2 separate regions of the Homo sapiens genome follow, and region 2 is linked to region 1. Evidence: read pairs that join two places in POLR2A ChIA-PET (ENCODE). Cell type or tissue: GM12878. All regions are shown on one strand. Region 1 has its middle 37 kb from the start of WIPF1. Region 2 overlaps WIPF1 (WAS/WASL interacting protein family member 1).

Region 1 (5,000 bases):
GCCACTGGAATTATGGTGTTTTGCAGCTGGTAGAGGCCAGGTAGGTAGGACTAATTTTATGAATGTAATTAAACAAAATTTTTTATTAATACATATGAGCAGAACTAATTAAAATTGAAGACACATTTCTTAGGCCCATCAGTTTATTTTTGTATTCTTTTGTCAAAACAAAACAAAAAAAGAAACCAAAATCATAAACAGTTGGGGAGGTACTATACATGGTGAGCCTGGAGCATCTTGTAGTGCTGGAAAGTGAGGAAGTACTTAAAAACAAAAAAGAAAAAAAAAATTGATAGGAGTATGTCAAAGGAGCACAGAAACCAATGGTAAGAGCTCCCAGTGGCCGAAGCTGGAACAATTTGAGCAACAGAATAAAGTACTGTTGAATTAAAATGCAAGGCATAAAATAAATATCCATTCAGCCATACTGGTATAAATAAATGATTGAATACATTAATAAATATGTAGAAGAGACATCTTCCATGCAGAAGGATTCCAAATAATTTATATAGACACTCTACCCTGAAGGACTTTCTTCGAAAGAGTATGATATGGAAAGGTGGGGAGAAGCAGGGAGCAACTTTACAGTGGAGAAAACTGACATGCACTGCCTCAGCCAGGTGATCAAGGGCAACACCAGCAGTATTAAATCATGTAGATAGTACATATATCTGATACGATGTGACTAAAATGGCACTTTATCTGTGTGATCCTCCTCCAAATAACCCATAACCCCAGTCTTACCAAGAGAAAAACACCCATTTGTGTGCCCAATTGTGGTACATTCTACAAAATACCAGACCAGTATTTCTCAAAACTGTTATGGTTGTCAAAAACAAGGAAAGCCTGAGAAACCATCACAGCCAAGTGGAGCGTAAGAAACACGACGACTAAATGTAATGTGGAGTCCTGGATGGGCTCCTGGAACAGATAAAGGACAGCAGGTAAGAACTAAGGACATCTGAATAAACTGTGGACTTTAGTTAATAATTATGTATCACTATTGGTTTATTAATTGGTACTTATGTATCATACTAAATTTAAGAAGTTAATAATAGGGGAGACTGGGCGTAGGATTTATGGGAACTCTGTACTGTCTTCTCAGTTTTTCTGTAAATCTGTAACTGTTCTGAAATATAAAGTATATTAAAATTTTTAAATGCCTAACCAGAAAAAAAAAATCATGGACAGAAAGCCAGGTTAGGGATTTTCATGGAAAATTATAAAGCATTTTATTAAGGCCTTTAAAAATTCCACACAGAACACGGCTTAAGCAGAACATATGCAGCTGCTTAGTTGAAAAATGGAACTGGCAGCTTAACCCAGAATGTGAGACTTCTAAATACATTCAAATTGAGTCATCATCATTTTTCATCTATGTAGTATTTTGTTTTTCCAAAGTTCTTACAATTTCTGACTCCAAGATGGCAAAATTGTACCATTATTCCTATGTTAAAGTTAATGCCATGTCTACTATAGCTTGGACAGCCATTTTGACTCAACTGTCTAATCTAAATGTCATTTCAATCAGAAAACCAGCCATCAACTGTCAAAATGGTAAAAACAGTTATGTGTGTTTTCAAAGCCAGAAGTGCAATCATGTGGTGAGACTTCAGGGTTTTACTGTTGTCCACAGTTCTGAGTCCCAGGACTGGTTTCCTTACTCGGTATTCTCCCATGGAAAACTTCATCGGGGAATTATAGGGTAATATTTTCAAGACTTGGAATATGTCTACAGTTACCTTTCTAAAAAACAAACAAAAAAATCCATTTAAAAGCATTTTTTTAAAAATAATCATGCCAGGGTAGCCAAATAGAAGCAACTTTGGGGTTTTTGCAGAGTCAAGTCTTATAAATTGTGGAATATTCCCCTTGGTCCAGGAGATCATTTGACTCCCACACACCACCACTTCCTATATCCACAAATTCCAGTATGTTTGGACCCTCCTGATGGCTGAGAGAATCACAAAAAAAAAAAAAAAAAAAAAAAAACAAACAGAAGGCACCAGTGAGTAGAACAAGAAAGCTAGATATGGTGCCCTTGGGCTTGTTGCTTAGTCCCTGCTCCAGCTCTCCTCCAGCCTCTCTAGCTGTACAGGGCAGAGAGGGTCACAGCCGGCACTCTTCTGGTGCTCTTGTCAGGCCACCATCAGAGCCCCCATGGCCAGGACTCACACGCTGCCAGGAACCCAGCACCATCCTGGAGGAAGATGATGCCCAGCCCTTTCAAGGGAAACCAAAATGCTGGCATATTTTGGAGGTCAGCAGGAGGGAAATGTCTCCCAGTTATTTAGCCCTGGAAGGCTGAGAATACAGTGGTTTTGTTTTCCGAACCAACAATTGGGGCACACTGTCTGACAGCATGACCACATGTGAACTTGAGAGAGTCCCAGGAAATTCAGGGTGTGTAGCCATGGTTGCTGCAGGATCCAGAAATATGAACCAAGGCCTGAGTGTGTTCCCTTGATGTTGGTGCCCTCCAGAGAGGAGTGTGGGGACATCCTGGGTGCAGCACTGTCGAGGGCCCTTCCTCAGCTGCCCTGAGGGTGGCAGTCCCAGGGGCTGTCCTAATGACAGCAGAGCACCCAAGCCCCAGGCTCCTCTGTGAGCGCTCTGCCCCTTCTCAGCTGCTGAACTCCAGTCTCAAGATAGGTGACCCTGGGGCTCAAGACTGTCTCTCCCTTCCCCCTTCAGGTTCCTTTGGAGTCAGGAGTGCCTGGAGTCCAGGCATGACTTCCCCCTGGCTTATCTCCTCTTTACCTGTGTCCTGGGAACACCTGAAAGAAGCTGGGGGAGACAATCATTTCTGCAGACACAGGGTTACCCCCATGTGAAGCAAGCAGCAAATTGATCTTATCACATGCCTCTGACCGGTTAGGGAGGCGAGTCAAAGAAGGTGCAGTGAGGAAGTATAATGTCACATGCAACATTTACAGGAAACTGGCTAGAAGACAGCAGGGGAACTCGAGAAGTTGGTTGTTTTCAGCAGATTAAAACAATACAGGTTAGTGCTTTTTGCCCCCTGGAAAACTTTTCGTAGCCACTCTAAAATACCTAATTCTCTTTCCTTGAACTGTCTTTAACGATTTCTTTAATGTGAAGAACTTGCTTTTTGGCTTTGAATGTAAGAGCCAGCGCACAGCTGTTAACTGCACGTTGTTAGAGGAACAAACGCTGAGCCATTATGGTGAAAATGAAATTCTCAGAATCTCTTGCTTCCCTGTTTAGAACTTCTCTGCTTCTGAAAGAACAAAACTTCGGATGTTCTTTAAATAACTTATTTCGTGGAATTCAGCTAGGCCTCTTGTCATTTTTACCTGTTAATGTAAATGTGAAACGGGACAGATCAGCCTGTGTTTGCAGACATCTGTGGGGCATTCAAAGGGTGTTAGAAAATACAGAAATACTGTGCATAAAAACGTGCTTGCGAGGTTATATGCAAAAGTTTGTTGTTTTGTGGGGTTTTCATCTCATAAAACTCATCTTTTGGCTTGTATTTCATGTTAAAATAGTATGTCATTATAAATTCTTAAGTTTCCTTTTTTTATTTTTTCTACTGTCCTCCTTCCCCCTTTTCTTTCCTTCCTTCTTTTACTAACACAAAACAGGAGTAGAGAAGCAGCAGTAGGGACAGCTTGAATATGAGACGAGGAAATCCTTTTCCCGGCACCAGAGTTTAAGGAGCAGGCACAGCCCAGAGCAAAGCCCAGCAGGCCGTGAAGAGGCCGTGAGGTGTGACGGTTGCCAGAGCTTTATGTCTTCAGCCTTGTGCTTCCTAGAGAAGAGTCTGCAAAAGAGCCAGAAAGACGGCTAGAGGGTTGGGAAGCAGCCGTCCAGAAACATAGAAAGGGCCCAAGATTATTCTTCCTGAGGCCAATGAGGGACAGTTTAATTACGCAGTGGCCTGCTGCTTTCAGACCTGTATGTGGAAAAAGAAAACGTCTCAAATCCAAGTTAAGAGAAGGAAGTTCCTACATTATTGGACTGCTGTGCAGCTCTAGGACAGGTTAGCCAGAGAGGCTGCTGAACTCTTTCTGGGTGTTTTTGGGAAACATACTAGACGGCATCTTTGACTGTGTTATTGTGTTAACTGAGACAGGGAGGATAAGGAGGAGAGGAGAGCAAGATCAGGAACTTCCTGTTTCATGTCTTCATTCTAGCCCAAAGTGTTGTAAAATGTGTCTGTATGATAAACAACGAAGGGGTGAGGGGCTCGTGGACTCAACTTGTTTATATCCTAGTAATGCCAAATAACTAGAACAGTGATGAAAGAGAAAAATCATGGTTGATTCTGTCCTCCAATTGCCACATTTTTTTCATATTTTACCACCAAGTTGTACAAGAAAATGGAGACAAAGCTGACAGAGAATAAGAGAAGATTCTAAGCTGGACATATCAGCCCTAGTGGTTTCAGAAACCCCGTGCTAGCTCTGACAGAGCCAGCCCACATTGTTATCAGGTTTGGAGGGATGGAGGGAAGATTGGATTTATCACTGGTTGGAGCCCTTTGCACAAATGCCTGTAGGAGACACGCACTTGGGAACTGCAGTAGGAAGGCCTCTTGTACCTGGTACTGCCCTTGAGCCCCAGGAAGAGGCTTACAACTTAGCAGTGGCTGGACATCCCTCGAAGGAGCTCTTCTTTCAGTTTTGTTTTGCTTTGTTAGTTGGCTATACAGCCTTGCTGTTTCAGAAGTTTTATATTCTGCAAATCTGCTGCTCACAGTAGAAAGGGACTTTTTATCTTTTTATTTTGTTAGAATACTTTCCAGATGGGCCTGATGTCTTTTTTTTTTTTTTTTTTTTTTTTTTTGAGATGGAGTTTTGCTCTTGTCGCCTAGGTTGAAGTGCAGTGGCACCGTCTCGGCTCACTGCAACCCCTGCCTTCTGAGTTCAAGCAATTCTCCTGCCTCAGCCTCCCAAGCAGCTGGGATTACAGGCATGCATCACCACACGTGGCTAATATTGTATTTTTAGTAGATACGGGGTTTCACCGTGTTG
Region 2 (5,000 bases), 66 kb after region 1:
CAAGATAGTCTAACAAAAGCAGGCATAAGTAAACTCAGACTGCTTTGTGCTTTTAAGTGGCACACGACACGTGTGATCGTGACCTCGTGTAAACCCCGGGGGAAAGTGGGACCAATATTTCTGTTGGTGTTTTAGAGATGAGGACACTGAGTAGCTAATAAAGTTAAATGGTCACGAGCTAGTTAATAAAGAAGAGGCAAGAACTTTCATCTTCCATCTCTGAAGTGTACTTGCCAGTCCACTACCCTGCCTCCCTAGAGAGAATTTCGGCGGTCTTAATTGGGAAAATAAGTCCCCACCTCCCGCAGGAGGGCTCTGTTATTCCAACAAGAGGGGAAGTTCTTCAAGAGCTAATGAACTTCTCCTGTACTTCTCTCTTCATTCGCCAGGCTTTGAGGCCATTTCCCTATTCATTAAAGACTAATGTTTAAAAAGTCCATTTTGCTCTTTGTAATCTCTGGTACATAAATCCCTTGGAGAATCAAATAAAGGTATAGACTATCTTTACAAAAATACTCAGGCATAAACTCAAAATTTGCCTGCTGTCACATGGCTTGAAGAGCCTGCTGAAGCCCATCTGAGACCCTTCCAATGCCCCCATCCACAGTTGAGAAACCTTGATCTGAGGGACAAACTTTCAGAGTATGAAAGGAAATGTGAGGATTGCCTAGAGTTTGCCCTCTCCGAATTATAATAGGCATTTTTAGTAGAATATGCTCACTTGATGCGTTTTATAGTGGTTATGGATGAACTCAGTAGAACCACCCACTTTTAAAATTGAATCTCATCGTACAGACCTTATTATGTCTGGAAATGGGGCATTTTTTTCCTTTACGCAGAGATAAGAGACCTTTGACCCTGTGACCTCAGGAACCTCATAATCACCATTCTTTAAACTTGCTCACGTACTGGAATCATCTGCGGAGCTTTAAAAACCACCAATGCCTGGGTCCCTTCCCGGAGTCTCTGGCATAATTGGTCTGGGGTGCAGACTGGGAATCAGGATATTTAAAAGCTCCCTGGTGATTATAGTGTGCAGCAGAATGTGAGAACCACACCTTGAAACCATTGTGCCATGGCCCTACCAAATGGATGAGTCAGCAGATTAAATCTTCCCCAAAATATGACAGGCATTGACATATAACATTTATTATTTCTTTTGATTACGTAAGTCATACTTGTTTATTATAGAAATACTGAAAAATATAAAGAAAATTAAAATTAATCCTTCTACCACCACTATCCAGAAATAATCATTGATAACATTCTTTTAATGTGTCCTTTCAGTCTTTTTAAAATGCATGTTTTTACAAACTTGGTATCCCACTACATATATTGTTTGCTAATTTGCTTTTTATTTAACAGTATCTCATTAATGTTTGCTGATATGATTATTCTACAGCCTGACTTGTAACAGCTACCTAATATTAAATCCTACAAATGTACCTTGATTTATTTAACCAATCCCCTCACTTGGTCATATGGGCCATCTCTAGATTTTTCCTGTTGCAGATAATGCAGTGATATATTTTTGTAGCAAAATATGTGTACACATCTCTGTATTTCCTTTGGATTAATTCCTATAAGTGGAATATCTGGGTCAGTGAGTGTGCATAGTAAACTATGGATTTCAATAGGTACTGCCAAATTGCCTTCCAGGAATTTCCTACCAATTTACATTCCCACAAGGAGCGTATGAGAGTTCATCAAAGGCCCTGTGTATTCTGAGTTGTTTGGCTTCAGTGTTATGGGGAGTGGGCCTTGGAATCTAATAGATTTGGAGTCAGATCCTGGCTCCTCCACTCAGTCTTCTGATGAGCTTTTCAAGCTTCCAAAACCTCTGAGGCCTTGTCTCCTATCCCTGTACCTCTCAGAGTTGTTATAAGAATTAAATGAGACAAGCATGTATAGTGGTTATCTTATTTCCTGGCATATAGTTATATTCAATAAATGATCATTTCTGTTATTCTGCCAGTGGGAAATAGAAATCTGTTTTCTTTTCTATTGTGCCTGCCAGGATTTGGAGCAGGGTGCCACAAGGTTGGAGAGTTAGGAACATGAACATGACCATTTACTTTAAAAAGAAAATGAGATGAAGTTACGTAGTACAGGGCCCCATAATATTGGAAGTTGAGTTTGCATGTAGTGACAGTTGTGTGGTGGTATCACCAATGAAGTTAAAACCACAGCAAATGAGACACTTTTCCTCAGTAAATCAACTCTTGCTGCCTGGGACTCCAGCAATGACAAGCAGATAGGGTAATAAATAACCACTCCCAGGTGAGGCACTGAAGACTCCTTGAGAGACCAATCAGGGCTGGGCAGTGCCTCCCACCTCTGTAAAATGTTGGAGCCAAGACTTTCTGTCAGGGATATCTGCAGTGGGCAGGTTGTTCAGTTTAAGGTTCCTAATTGGATTCTGAATCTATAGCTAATAAGATATTTATTTATAGCACCTTAAGACATTGTATTCACATAAAATGTCAGCATCTTACAAGCGGAACACACTGCTGAAGAGCAGGCATAATTACTAAGGCCATTTTGATTTACATTGGAAAATGCTCAAGTTTTTGGTTTTGTTTTTTTTAATTTACTTACTACTCAAATAGCCCCTGCATTTGGAGGATAGGAAAAGCAAGATGGTTTTCTTTTGTATTATCAAAAAAATTTCCTTGAATTTTTCTTAGAAACTTAAAAACTTATGGTTATACCATACTGCTACATTTTTTTAAAAAATGGTTTCAAGTACTTACATAGTATTTTTTATTTGCATTTTCACTAGTTTTTCCTGGCAGCAGTGCTGTGAGACAGGTGACCATCTGGCACTCTTTTACAGCTAGGAAACCAAGTTCCATAGGGTACCAGCTTGCTCAGGGTCAAGATTCACATTAGCATTTATAGCCATGGATGTTGATTAGCTGTTTGTCACTCCCTGTGTTTATCTGCCTCCCCAAAGAGGAAGAACCAAGAAGAAACTCTTACTGCTCTCAGGATGACTGGTATTTGGTTTCCTGATGCCACTTCTGCCTGGAAACAGATCATATACATCACAGAAACATGCTTCTGTAATTAACAACAAAACTATGCATTTAAAGAACTTTGTTCTTCTGAAGACCTAAAATAATTTCATAACTATCTTATTCTTTTTAAAAAAATTCTTTCATCATGTCACAGTAATTAGTTCAATAGCTCTTTAAAGGATTATAAAATGTTTTTTTAAATATACGGTTGTCCGTGTAAACAGATTTTCACCTGTTTTCAATTTCACTGTGCCATCTCCAATCTGAGTGCTAATTCAAAGCCAAAACACCCATTTAGCTATCAGTATGCACTTGTTTTGCATATACATGTGTACACATGTGCAATTTTTGTGTTTCTGTGTGTTTACTCATTTCTCAGCCAAATATCCTAGAAAATCACCCTAATTAAAGGGCATGTGTCCAGCAAGTCCTCATCAGCTGTACACCAATGGTGACCACGGTAATGGAATGTGGATGTAAGGTTCTGCACTAAGTGTCTTTTTTTGCTCCAGGCCCCCTCCCACCACCTCCTCCAGTAAGCAGAAACGGCAGCACATCTCGGGCCCTGCCTGCTACCCCTCAGTTGCCATCCAGGAGTGGAGTAGACAGTCCCAGGAGTGGACCCAGGCCTCCCCTTCCTCCTGATAGGCCCAGTGCTGGGGCACCTCCCCCACCTCCACCATCAACATCTATTAGAAATGGCTTCCAAGACTCTCCATGTGAAGGTGAGGTGTGGTCCCAGCTCCCTGGGCTATAGGGCAGCAACTAAATGGTAAATCTGTTTGTATATGTGGTTTGCTTGTTTGCGTTTAATTTCTTGTTCCATCATTATCACACTCCATTGCACTGATCTAACTATCTAACCATTCTAAGGCCCACCATGATTTCAAATTAAAAATAGTAATCCCCCTTCCCCACTTCCCAAAAAGGCGGATCATTTTTCCCTGATCTGTTCTTTGTTTGGGTCTCATTTTAGTTAACTTTCCAGAGATTCCAGGATTCTGAAAAGAATCTTTTTATAGCTTCTTATTATGTACATTTCTAAACAGTTCACTGTAGGTAAGAGGCCTGACGGCCTGCAGATACTAAGTTGCCTATCTCTGCCATTGTTATCAATGGGGAAAAAGGTGTCCCATACCTTAGCCCCCAGCTCCTAAGAGGGACTGGCTGGATCCTAATCACTCTCACTAAAACCACTTTGCTTTGATTTGCAGGCCTGTATATATGTCAGTGTACTAATTCGTGACCTTTGTAGCACTTCCAGCTTTTCTGTAAACTTCTAGGCATAAAAACTAGCACTGATGTCTGTGGTTCTCTCTCTCTTTCATTCTGTGCCTTTCGTTACGTAAGTCTTCATAGCACATTGTCTGTCACTGAAGATACTGCTTGTTTCTCTTCCCAGATGAGTGGGAAAGCAGATTCTACTTCCATCCGATTTCCGATTTGCCACCTCCAGAGCCATATGTACAAACGACCAAAAGTTATCCCAGCAAACTGGCAAGAAACGAAAGCCGGAGTGAGTATTTCTGCCAAGGTTTTTGAAGATTCACGCTTGAGTAGCCTGAGTGACACTCGGGCTATATAGAAAGTCCAGGCTTCTTGCCTGGAGTGGGGTAGAGAACCCTTTGGAGCCATCTACATTCTAGTAAATTCCCCTTCCACAGGCAGTGAGGAAATTGCAGATGCCCAGAATGCATATGAGAAACAGTTATTTTAATGTGTCATTACAAGCTCAAAATACCGTGGTTTGCTAGTATTAAATTTTATTATTTTACTTCTTTGGACGTCTTCCTCTGTTTTCATCTTCCTGAGACAGCACAAGTAGAGCCATCTTCTATTCCTTCTAGTTTTGAAATTGGCATAATGTCTGATTAATTATAACAAAAACTCCCTTTAACTGCCTTGATCTTTTAAACGTATTGTAATCATAGCTTTACAGAGCATTACATGAAAATGTAAATATATCCATAATCTCTCCAC

The links. Peaks named below come from ENCODE experiments on the same cell type or tissue, not always from the same donor. Only the 100,000 strongest peaks of a DNase experiment are listed, where the experiment ranks them.
Region 2: POLR2A ChIA-PET joins it to region 1 with 6 read pairs; 6 of 35 experiments call an interaction of 5 or more read pairs at or near these places.

What each region holds. Positions count from the first base shown.
Region 1 is chr2:174,632,522-174,637,521 of GRCh38, reverse strand. It overlaps a transcript of WIPF1 not described here. Among named protein-coding and RNA genes, the nearest start is that of WIPF1, 37 kb to the right of the region's middle. RefSeq lists enhancers at 2,634-2,723, 2,734-2,783, 4,477-4,616. In GM12878, a CTCF peak has its summit at 2,516; a DNase peak (open chromatin) is centred at 2,882; H3K4me3 peaks cover 2,963 bases; H3K27ac peaks cover 3,699 bases.
Region 2 is chr2:174,566,606-174,571,605 of GRCh38, reverse strand. It overlaps WIPF1 (WAS/WASL interacting protein family member 1), which reads left to right. Exons shown (of 8, transcript NM_001375834.1): 6 at 3,533-3,745; 7 at 4,423-4,536. Among named protein-coding and RNA genes, the nearest start is that of WIPF1-AS1, 6.1 kb to the left of the region's middle. In GM12878, no CTCF peak of the experiment used is centred here; no DNase peak of the experiment used is centred here; H3K27ac peaks cover 188 bases.